Regions from separate parts of the Mus musculus genome. Here region 1 is linked to region 2. A link is a contact called in ENCODE POLR2A ChIA-PET data. All regions are on one chromosome and are shown on one strand. Each heading gives the region's core, a stretch centred on a gene start or an enhancer-like site at or near the end of the contact. The rest is flanking DNA. Distances are from core to core; before and after follow the strand shown. Region 1 holds the start of Vmp1 (vacuole membrane protein 1). Region 2 holds the start of Rps6kb1 (ribosomal protein S6 kinase, polypeptide 1).

Region 1 (5,601 bases), core at 903-3,402, 140 kb after region 2:
GTCATCTGATTTAAAAATAAATTATCTTTCCGAGTACAGTGGCCTTTAATCTCAGTTCTCAAGAGGCAGAGGCAGGTGGATCTCTTGTGACTTTGAGGCTACTCAGAGCTATATAATAAGACCCTGACTCAAAAATAAAATGAGTTGTAATGACCTTAGAAGTCCTAAAAAGTAGTGATTTGAGCCAACATTAAGAAATTGTTGGAAGCCGGGCATGGTGGCGCATGCCTTTAATCCCAGCACTTGGGAGCAGAGACAGGCGGATTTCTAGTTTGAGGCCAGCCTGGTCTACAGAGTGAGTTCCTGGACACCAGGGGCTACACAGAGTAACCCTGTCTCAAAACAACAACAAACAAACAAACAAACAAACAAACAGAAAAAAGAAAGAAGAAAAAAATTGTTGGAAAAGTAAAAAAACAACTACAAAAAGCAAGCAAGCAAACAAACCAGGGATAACACACCAAACAGCAGATAAGAAAGGATTTAGCTGGGTTCAAGGCCAGCCTGGTCTACAGAGCAGGCTGTCTTCCAGAACAGCCAGGGCTACAGAGAAACCCTGCCTCAAAAAAACAAAACAAACAAACAAATAAACAAACCCAAAACAAAACAAAACTGACAAGTGTAAAACAGTTCAAGAACTCAAAACTAAAAACAATAGGAAACAAACAGATTTAAACTAGCTGTAGGTAAATTGGGAAACAGCACCAAACCATTTGCCAGCTTAGTTCAGATATGTGGCTATTTTCTTCTGGAATGCGTGCCTCAGGGATTTAATTGTATTGTTAAATGTATCCAAGGATAAACCCCTTAAAATGCATCTGTGTTTTAGATAACCTAGGCAAATAAGTTAAGCAGAAGAGATTCCCACTTCAGAATCACTTTGCATCTACTCCAACTGATCATGTGTCTGGTACGCCAGCATCTTTCTCCCAAAGGTCAACAAAAACATCACCTCCAATACAAAAATACAGCGTAGTAAATAAGCTTCTTCCCTAAAATCAGACCCAAGGACAACACAATTCTCAGACAATAACAGCTGGAATATAGCCGGACCCAGCACTCGGGAGGCAGAGGCAGGTGGACCTGGTCTACAGAGCAAGTTCCAGAACAGCCGGGGCTACACAGAGAAACCCCATCTCAAAAAATGAACTAAAACAGTTGGAATTAAATTCTTCATTAGGCCAAGAGAAACACTGGAAAAGGTTCTCTAAATGATCAATCTGTCTACGAAACCTCTCACAAGCGTCAAGAAAGAACTGAAAGGTAAGGAATGACATTGCCAATAGACACATACACAGCCGATCTATGCATTCCTGGATTCTTTGCTGGAGTAGAAAAGCAAAAGATGTTTACATAAAATCAACTGGAGGTCATAAGCAACCCATAGCTGCCTAACCCGCTAAGCCCATACACTGTTTGGAATCGTAAAGACCTTTAAGTCCCTATCTTGCTGCAAGTACTTCCACTGCGGGGAAATAAAAATGTTGGGGATCAAGGTTTTGGAAAAAGCGGAGAGCCCTCTTTTTTTTTTTTTTTTTTTTTTTTTTAAATGACAGTCCTAGGAAAAGCTGAGTGGGTCCACAGCAATAACTCTGAGAGGTAATGACCCCTTCCTTTGACTACTCTGCACTGTCGGTACACCCGAATACCTTCGTTTCTCGGAGATATACTTAGCATACTGCGCTAGTGGCCCGGGAGGAGAAAAACCCATTGAAAGGTCCTGAGAATCAGCAGCAGCGAAGACCCTCTTCATTTAACCCAAGGCTCTGGACAGCTCGGGAGTGAGGTTCTCTGAGAAAGCCAAAGCCGGCTTCCAGGTCTGGAACGAACTGTCGCGAGTGTCTGGGTTCAATGTCCCGGTAACCAAGCGCGGAGAGGTGTCCCACATAACCTGGCCACCGCCAGCTGACACAGCCAGTCAGCAGTGACCTGAGCCATCTCAAGTGGAAACCAGCGTGTTCTGCGTCTGCATCACCCAAGTGCGGGAGCTGCGGAAGCGGCCGAGCTGTGGGAAAGCTCGGCTTGGGCTCCGGACTCCCCGCTTTCGCTCACCTACCCGCTCAGACCCCGGCTTCTCCGGATCGCAGGATCCTGGAAGCGGCTCACAACACCGACTCTCACACCCGCCGCTGGGCTCCAGCCAACCGGAACTCGCTCGCGTCACTTCCGGTCCGGCTCCTTTAAGGAGCCCGCCTCCAAAAGAGAAACGTTCCCCCACCCCCACCCCCTCCTTTCGGCCACCGGGAGGTTCCTCGCGGGATTTCGGTTCGGCTTTCTCGGTTCGGGCTCTGTGGGTGTGACAAGAAGAAGGATGACTGCGCTTCGTAGTTTCTGATCCGGAACTAGTTTTTCAGGAAACCCGGAAGGAGTAGGTGGCGCGCGCGAAGCGTGTTCCTTGTTCTGGCTTGGAGACCTGCGAGGTGAGCGAGACGAGCTCCAGGTAAGTCTCGACTCCTTCTAGGACGGTGCAGAGGAGTGTAGTTCTTAATGGCTCTACTGAAAAGCATCTTATCATCTTACCCCACGGTCGGCCTCCCCCTAGCTACTTCATAAATTGTCTTCCGCCCCGTGGCTGCTGCCTGCCTTGCCTACTCTGCAAACCTTTGGAAGAAGCCAAGATAGAACCCAGAATTTTAGTCGCTGGCAACACCTCCTCTTAGAGGTGGCATTGATACGCTACCCTAGCGTGAAAAAAATGGAGAACAGGCCTCACACTATACATTTTAAATATCCGTCTTCGAATTGTTGAGCCCAGCTTGGAAAAGGAAAAGAATTCTAAAGATGGATTCAAAAGTATTTTTATTTATTGGTATTGCGGTGCATGCACGTTGTGCATGGTGAGCAAAGCGCTCTACTCTGAAGCTATTGTTAATCTCATGGATTCGAAGTGGAAGACCACTGACCCAAATCATGGCCAGATTAATTAAAGCAAACTTTTTATTATTATTATTCGTTTACACGGACTATTTCTCCCAAAAGGCAGTGTTCAAGAGATCAGCACTGGACATGGGGAAAATAAGGATTTTTATAGTTCAGGAGTATTGGTTTCCAAATGGGGGATTTGGCATATAAACAGTGTTAATAGCAGCGGAAAGTGAACATAAGTTGGTCATAACAACCCTCTGAAGTAAGACATGGTTGCAAGGTGGTCAGTAATAGCCTTTGGAAACAAAGGCATAGTTGCCGTTTCCAGGAAAAGGCAGATCAAGAATATTTAGCCATATGTTGCTCTGTGACACTAATCTCTACCACATTGGACAGCATAGGGACAGACAGAAGGGCCAACTATGTACGTGTGTGTAATATTATCCATATTTCCAGGCAAATAGGTAGTTTTGCTTAGGAGACTGCAAACTGTGAGAAAGGTCAGGTGAGCAGTGGGTGGAAGTTGAGTTAAATAACTCAGAGGAAGGTTTAAAGTTTTAAAAGTCAGCAGGGAGTGGTGCACAAAACTCAAGAATGAAACACAAAAAGAAAGAACTGTGGTAGCAATGACAGCCTGTCTGGTTCTTTAGCAGTTTGGATAGAATAGTATATTACCCATCCTGTAATAGACGCTATGTAGAGACGTTAACTTTCCCCAAATCTGATTTGCTTATTTTACAACCTAGAAATTGTGAGGACTCCTAATTCTACCTGGCAGGCAGCTATCAAACATTTGTTGTATTTAACTTCTCTTGGTCTTAGGTTCTCTGTTCCCCCATCTTTTGTTTTGGATTTTGAATGCTTTCTTCATTAAAATGGGCAGACAATGTTTACTTTGAAAAGATTATGAAAAGGGAGCTAGGTTTCAGGATACATAGCTAGAATCCCAGCTACTGGGAAGGCTGAGGCAAAAGGACCATGGCAAGAGCAGCCCAGGCAACCTTAGCAAGGTGCAGTGTAAACAGAGGCAGGGATGAGGCTCAGAGAGTCCTTGCCTAACATGCAGGAGGCGCAAGAGCAGTAGTTCTCAACCTGTGGGTTGTGACCCCTTCATATGGGGTCATATATCAAATATTCTGTGTATCAGATATTTATATTATGTTTCCTAGCATACAATGTAGCAAAATTATAGTTATGAGGTAAAATGAGATAATTTTCTAGTTGGGGGTCACTATAAAATGAGGAATTCTATAAGAGGTTACAGCATTAGGAAGGTTGAGAACCACTATAGAGTCTACCCCAAGCATGCAGAGAGGGAGAGAAGAGGGTCAGTGAGCTGCCTCCTCACCAGGTGAAGACAAGCCTACAACCTCAAGTTAATCCCTGGGGCCCACATAGTGAAAGAAGAGAACACATTTCCAAGGAAGTGTCCTGACCTCCACACATTCTTATCTGTATTGTATGCACCTATGCTACACACACACACATACACACACACACACACACACACACACACACACACACACACACACACGCACATAGACTCACCATAGCTTTCAAACATTCCCTTGCCAGTTCCTTTCTATCTTGGTGTCCTTTTTTATCCATCAGAGAGGCCTGTTATTCCTAGACTTGGAGTGGATCCTTCTTGGGAAATCTGTACGGTCGTACATTTAGAATATGGCTTCCCAGGCCTAAATCCATCACAGTTCTGTTAGACTTCTTTATTCACCTTAATAGCTATTCCAAACCTTTGTTATATTTTCATATCTGATGTTTCATTTTTCTTTAAGAAAATAAGAGGCATCAGTTTTTAGTTTCTGCTTCAAACACTAAAGATATATTCTGGCTAAGTGCATTTTCTTTATATACACATTTCGGTGTCTCTTTCTCTCTGATTTTCCTAGCCAATCTAATAGGAAAGTCAGGCTTTTATCTACTCATTGGGATTTATTTCAGCACTCTGGAAGGTCTATGCTTCTAACCAAGTCTAATCCAGACAACCATCATTTGTTGCTTCTTTTTTTCATTGTTACTGTCTTTAGAACTCCAGCACACCAACCATGTGGCTGGTATCCCTGAGAAAATATTTATGCTTTAAATAATCCTACATCCAGATCAGTGTCTTTGCATTATAAAATGACCTCTCATTTTGGGAGCTAATACTTACATCATATAACCCTATGAATAATCAAAGCACATATACAGACTCTAACACACTTGTAATTACTAATTCACTTGGATTTAAATAGATAGCTGAACCATCTAAAGTTTCTACTATAAACTTTGTCCTGGTTTTGAACTATATAGTTCATGTGCCTACCTGATCTATAAATGAGTTTTATGGTATTTATCTGTATAGTGACTAAGAACTGTAATTAAAGATTTGGTAGAGTATTTGTCTGACATGCATGAATGCAGGGTTTGATTCCTAGCACAAGTGCCTGGGAAGTGGAGGCAGGAAGATAAGCAGTTTGGTAAGCTTTGGCTTCCTGGGGAGTTCAAAGCTAAGCTGGCCTATGTTAGACCCACTTTCAAAAGCCACCTTAACAATAAACAATCAAACAAAGCAGAGTCAGCTGTGGTGGGACATGCCTGTAGCTCCAATGCCAGGGAGGCCCGGGGCTCAGGCAAAGGAATTATAATATGAAGTTAGCCTGGTTTACATAATGAAATCCTGTATCATAAAGAAAAAAGCCCTGGACTCAAGCTATCATTGCTTGACTCAAGTACTAT
Region 2 (5,708 bases), core at 3,027-5,526:
TCTATCTGTAGTAGTCCTGGCTATAACCTGCTGTACAGACCAGGCTGGGCTTGAACTCAGAGATTCATTTGACTCCTGGAATTAAACGCATGTCCTTCCATACCTGGCAGTATGCCCTAACTTTTGTCAAACAAAAATCTGCTATCTCATTCTAAAACTTGTGTAATATGTCTTTCCAATTATTTCAGATTTTTAACTGGCAGAAAAAAAAAATTCTCCAGAGGAAAACTTTCCCTTAGTTTCAACTTACTACCACAGAAATATAGACAAACACAGGAAGAAAAAACTCTCGTCATCAAAATCCTCTTATTATTTTGATTACCCATAACTTTATTCTTCTAAAGTTTTTATTCTTTTTTAAACTCAGATAATAGATACTCAGCTTTATCTTTAAATTATCAATTTAGTTTCATCATTTACTGACTAAAGAATTAACTAGCCGGGCATGGTGGCGCGCGCCTTTAATCCGAGCACTCGGGAGGCAGAGGCAGGCAGATTTCTGAGTTCGAGGCCAGCCTGGTCTACAGAGTGAGTTCCAGGACAGCCAGAGCTATACAGAGAAACCCTGTCTCGAAAAAACAAAAAACAAACAAACAAAACCCAACAACAACAAAAAAATTAACTACATAAATGCCTATACTTACTAATATAGATTCCAGTACAAAATACTCACAAAGGTATTATTTGTGTGATCAATGACAAACGAATAAAAGACGATTAATTCTAAAACCACAGTAGCTGCGGATACTTGGACTTGCTATTGAGTGGCTATGCACAGCTAATGGTAAAATGACTTGGACACAGCAATGGCTGGTTCTGACAACGTACAGTCTGTGAACCAGCAAAATGTCCAGTAAGCCAGGGTATTTTGAGAAATCTTTAAATTTTATTTCATTTGACCCTCACTTTACAAAGAAGAAAACAAAATCAACTTACTCTAGATCCCATAGTTAATGAGTATGACCGAAGAGATCTGCATTCACTATTTTTCTTTTTACTGAATTCAATCTGACATACAAATAGAGACACTGTGAATGAGGCTAATAAATGCAATCAAGAATCTATGCAGTGCTGTGAGGTGGCTCTGTGAATAAAGGACCTTGTCACCAATTCTGATGTCCTGAGTTCACTCTTCTGGTGGAAAGAGAGAACCAACGACCAAAGTTGTCACCTTACCCCCAATGCTGTACTATGGCATTATGCAAGCACACATGCACACACACATGCACGTGCACATACACATTCATACACATAAATAAATAAATAAATAAATAAATAAATAAATGCAGTAATAATTTGAAAAAGAATCTATGCATGGGGCCAACAAAATGGCTCAGCTGGTAAAGGCCCTTGCTGCCAAATCTGAGGACCTAATTTTATCCTTAGCTTCCTCACAACTCTCCCAAGTTGTCCTCTGACCCCTACACACGTGCTATTGCACACCTCCCCCATCAAAATAAATAAATATGGAAGAAAAAAAGTCCATGTGCAAGCTGGATTTGGGGATGTAAACCTATATCACTCAGGAGACAGAGGCAAGAGGATCAAGGAGAACCACACGGTGAAGGCTAGGATGATCAACACAGTGTAGGCCATCTCAATCAAATCTGTCCAGCTCAAGTCTTCAGGCTCAGAGCTTCCAATAGCCAAGTTTCTTTTGCCCACTGGGCTATCTCTGGTTGAAGACATTTAAATCTATACAATATAATCTGATGAACTCAGTCAGAGGAAACAGGTCTCTCTCTGGCTTAAGCCTCAGTTCCCTTACTTAGAAAGAACTGAGGCAATTCTGGCATGTACCAACGGATTACATAACAAACTAGAAGTTGTACATTCACCATAGGAGACATAAGATTTTCTAAGACTTCAGATTTTTACAACTTTTTTCCCCAGAGTAATCTAGACTCTCTTTAGGTAGCTGACCCAGCGCCATCTCAAGTCTTCCTTTATCCACCTTGAGACATTAGGACATCTCTTAGTAATATACTCAAGGTCTGGCAGTACACACCACTATATTCTTGGCACTCAAAAACCTGATGCAGAGGAATTTGCAAATGCAAAATCACATTTGAATTTGAAGCCACCGCCACCCGGCTACACAGTGACACAAGGTTTTGGGGGTTTTGTTTTTTGTTTTTTAAAAGGACACACTGAAGAGAAACATTTCAACTCTAAAAGTATCTTCTTCAAAATCCTCTTGGATTACTTCTGCTCTTCCTCCTAAATTCCTGCCCCTATGGTTGTGGTCACATTTCATCCTCTGATCCACTTTTCCTGTCCCCCTCCTCAACATCCTTTCAGAATCCTTCCTGCAAAACAAAAGCCCAAGAGTAGGCCAACACTCAAGCACCTACTGTTCCTGAAGCACACTGAGAGAGAGAAAAAGAAATAAGGCTCCATCCAGTTCATACCAAGAACTGTAATGCACTACTGTACTCTCCAAGGATGATAAACCCAGACTGAAAATTCCACCAGCAACTAATCACAGTACTCACAGAAGTGCTCCTTACCAGTTTTCTCTCTGGCTCTACTCCAAAACCACTGCCATATGGAACCAATATAACTGAACAGTGGATCACATTTATAATTAAAGTAATCCTGTGTGTGCTTCAAATTTAGAACTCACCACATCTGATTAAAAGGCTAAGTGGAATTCCACATGAAAACATGAAATTAAAAAGTGCGTGTAATACCCACATTTAGAACTCTGAAATTCTAACTGAGACTCACTTGATTATGAAAAGAATAATCTATGTGGGCCCACTTAATTTCCTAAAGTGTTCAAAGTCCTTTATACATAGCATTTCAATAGTTTGCCAGAAGGGCACAATTTATTCACTAAAGGAAAACTGGGGGTGAGAAGGAGACCCCATGTAAATACAGCAACTATCTAACATCAGCCATAAACCCATATTCTTCTACAGATGACTTAAAGACATTTAAAGTCACTAGGAGGTTATTACTGATGACATTTGTCCAAGATTGGTTATTTAGTTTGATGTATTTTTTTAACCCTTGGTGTAAAATATGTACGTTTCAGTAAGTATTACTGTAGAAAAAATGGTATACATAAATAACAAACTACTAGGACAGCAAAGGTAAAGCCAAGATGTGCACTAGAAAAGCGACTCTAAATTTAAACTTCAGCAAGGAAAACCCTCACACCACTATTCACAAGTCTCGGTTCAAGCAATTTATTTTTGGCGAGACAAATCACAGCTGTCAACGCTTTTTTTCCCACCCTACAATTACATAAATTATTCTGAAAAAAAAATATAGACATCTTCAACTTGAAGGGAATTAACTTACAAATGCCGTGTGTCGTTATGAATGGGGGTTTTTTTTTCCTTTAAAAAGTCACACGGAAGGGGGGTTAAAAATAAAAGGCAAACAAACAAACCCTGGAAGATGCAGCAGAGCCCCCTTGCTCCCGAAATAAAACTCCTGGTGGCTGTCACAGCAGTGCTACTCCCGACAGAAGTTTTCAGCTGTCACTTCTAACAGCTGAGCGCTTCCTAGGAGAGAAGCGACAGGCCGAGAAGAGAGGTGGTTGTGGGGAGTCTGAAGATTTAAGGCTTGCAATCTTACACTCCACAGGGAAACCCTTCCGCATCTCACCTGCACTAAGGGGGACACCCCAACAAGATCGGCCCTCCCCACCCCCAGCACACGCTCACACCACCCGGGCCGCACTCAAGCCCCACAGCTCCAGAAGCCGACCGCGCGCCTTTTCTCCTCGGCGCTCCAGAAACACATTGCTCCGGGGCAGCGCTCAGCTAGGGATCAGGGCGAGCCCTGCACCTGCGCGCCCCGCAGAGGCCTCACACCTAGGGCCAGGTCCGTCCGCCCGCCCGCCCGCTCCCCGACTCGGCCGCGCGGCGCCTCAGCTCCTCCCGGAGACCGCTCGCGTCCCCCCCGGGTCTCCACGCCCTCGGGCACACCAGGCTTCCCGGGCCCACGCCGCCACCCCGGCCCTGTCACCTCGCCGCTGCCCCCCCACCCCGCCGCCCATACCCCGGGGACCCCGGGCCTCACCCCCTCCTCCAGCTCATCCTCAGAGCCTGCATCTTCTGGCTGGTCCAGGTCTATGTCAAACACTCCTGCCATGTCCTCAGCTTCCCTGTGTCGGAAGTCAGGCGCTAGGTAAAAGCCGTCCCGCCTCCGTCGTCGCCTCATGGGCCCGGACCCGCCGCAGACTCCACGGCTGCTGCCGCCATCACCGGCTGCTTAAGCTCAATGCGTCTGCGCCTAGGCCCCAGACTGGCTCCTCAAGTTCAGCTCCGGCGCATGCGTACAAAGTCTTCTGAAGCCATACAGTGGGCAGCGGACATGCGTAGCATTAGCTCCCGGGGCCAGGTACTGGCAGGAGCATGCGCAGAACACCGTCCGAAGCCAAGCCGGGAAAGTACAGCTTGCGCGTTTCTGTCTAAGGCGTTTGCCGGACACGGAGCATGCGTACCATATCTGAAGTTGATAAATTGAAATTGAACATGCGTGATTAGCCTTCCTAAATAGAAGAAGGGAAACGAGGGTCGAAAAAAGACAAGCCCTCAGCAGAGCTCTTCGCATAAGGAGCGAGCGCATTTATTTGTTCTAAGTAGTTTTTTTTTTTAAAGTATTGAAAGTGAGCATGCGCGTAGTGAGAGGGTTGGTCTTCTGAAGTTTGAACCGAACTGAAACTGCCGGTCGCAGAGCTGTCAGTGAGTGTGGGGTTACCGGGGAGCTGATAGGGAAGAAAGGCAAAGAGAGACTCTTGTCTTTGCTATTTGCTAATTCAGTGGCTTGGAAAAGTTACATAACCCTTCGGTAACTCAATTTCCTTAACTGTAAAGTGAGAATAGAATTACCTACAATGCAGTCTTAGACGTTAAGTTGAAAATCTGGTTCACAAGCCTCTGCTCCTTTCCGGGGCTACATAGACTTGATGTGAAGCACTTATCAAAAATACTCTTTTTAAAATAGTCCCTGTTCTCCGAGAGGCTGAGGCAGAAGGATCATGTGTTTCAAGTCAGCCCAGACTAATTAGACAGTTTCAGGCGTAACTGGGCTACATAGAGAGATGTTGTCTAAAAACAAACAACGTCGTTTAAAAATAATAAAGATTTAGTTTCATATTTTATCTGGTCTTTCTCTAAGCTCCAACTTTGTTTTTCTTTCTTTTCTTTCCGAGACACGATCTCGCTATGTAGCTCTGGCTGTCCTGGAACGCACTGTGTAGGTGCAAACTCACAGAGATCGGTCTGCCTCAGCCTCCCAAGTGTTGTTGGGTTGAAAGGCTTGCACCACTATGCCTGGATCCAACTTTATGCTAGTTGGTTTGGTTTTTGGTTTTCAGAGACAGGATTTCTTTATGTGGCCCTGGCTGTCCTGGAACTCTCTGTGTCCTCAAACTCAGAGATCTGCCTACCTCTGTCTCTTGAGTACTGGAATTAAAGGTATAGCCACCATGACTGGGCTTATTGATCTTAACTGTGCTTTCCGGGCCAGAAGACGGTTGGTGAGAAAACAGAAAATTAATGTTATTGAATGTTCTATTGTTGAGCTAACTTCTGATGTCCATGTAGTGTGAAATGTATACAAAGAATTCCTTCAGGATCATATTTCCTTTAGATTATTTATGTGTGTGAGTATATATGCACATGTGTGTGAATGTGAGCACTTATGCAAATGCACAGGAGATGAGGGCATCCAGCTCTCTCTCTCTCTCT

The links. ChIA-PET counts read pairs that join two places held with the same protein, here RNA polymerase II (POLR2A).
Region 1: POLR2A ChIA-PET joins it to region 2 with 19 read pairs in Patski. The contact joins the promoter of Vmp1 here to the promoter of Rps6kb1 in region 2. POLR2A ChIA-PET finds 5 or more read pairs at or near these places in 3 of 5 experiments (Patski and embryonic stem cell).

The regions. Positions count from the first base shown.
Region 1 is chr11:86,681,684-86,687,284 of GRCm38, forward strand. Vmp1 (vacuole membrane protein 1) reads right to left here and starts at 2,153. Exons shown (of 12, transcript NM_029478.6): 1 at 2,057-2,153. It overlaps Ptrh2 (peptidyl-tRNA hydrolase 2), which reads left to right and starts at 2,391. Exons shown (of 2, transcript NM_001098810.3): 1 at 2,391-2,440.
Region 2 is chr11:86,540,531-86,546,238 of GRCm38, forward strand. It overlaps Rps6kb1 (ribosomal protein S6 kinase, polypeptide 1), which reads right to left and starts at 4,277. Exons shown (of 15, transcript NM_001114334.2): 1 at 4,036-4,277. The coding sequence starts at 4,176. It overlaps Tubd1 (tubulin, delta 1), which reads left to right and starts at 4,461. Exons shown (of 9, transcript NM_019756.3): 1 at 4,461-4,700.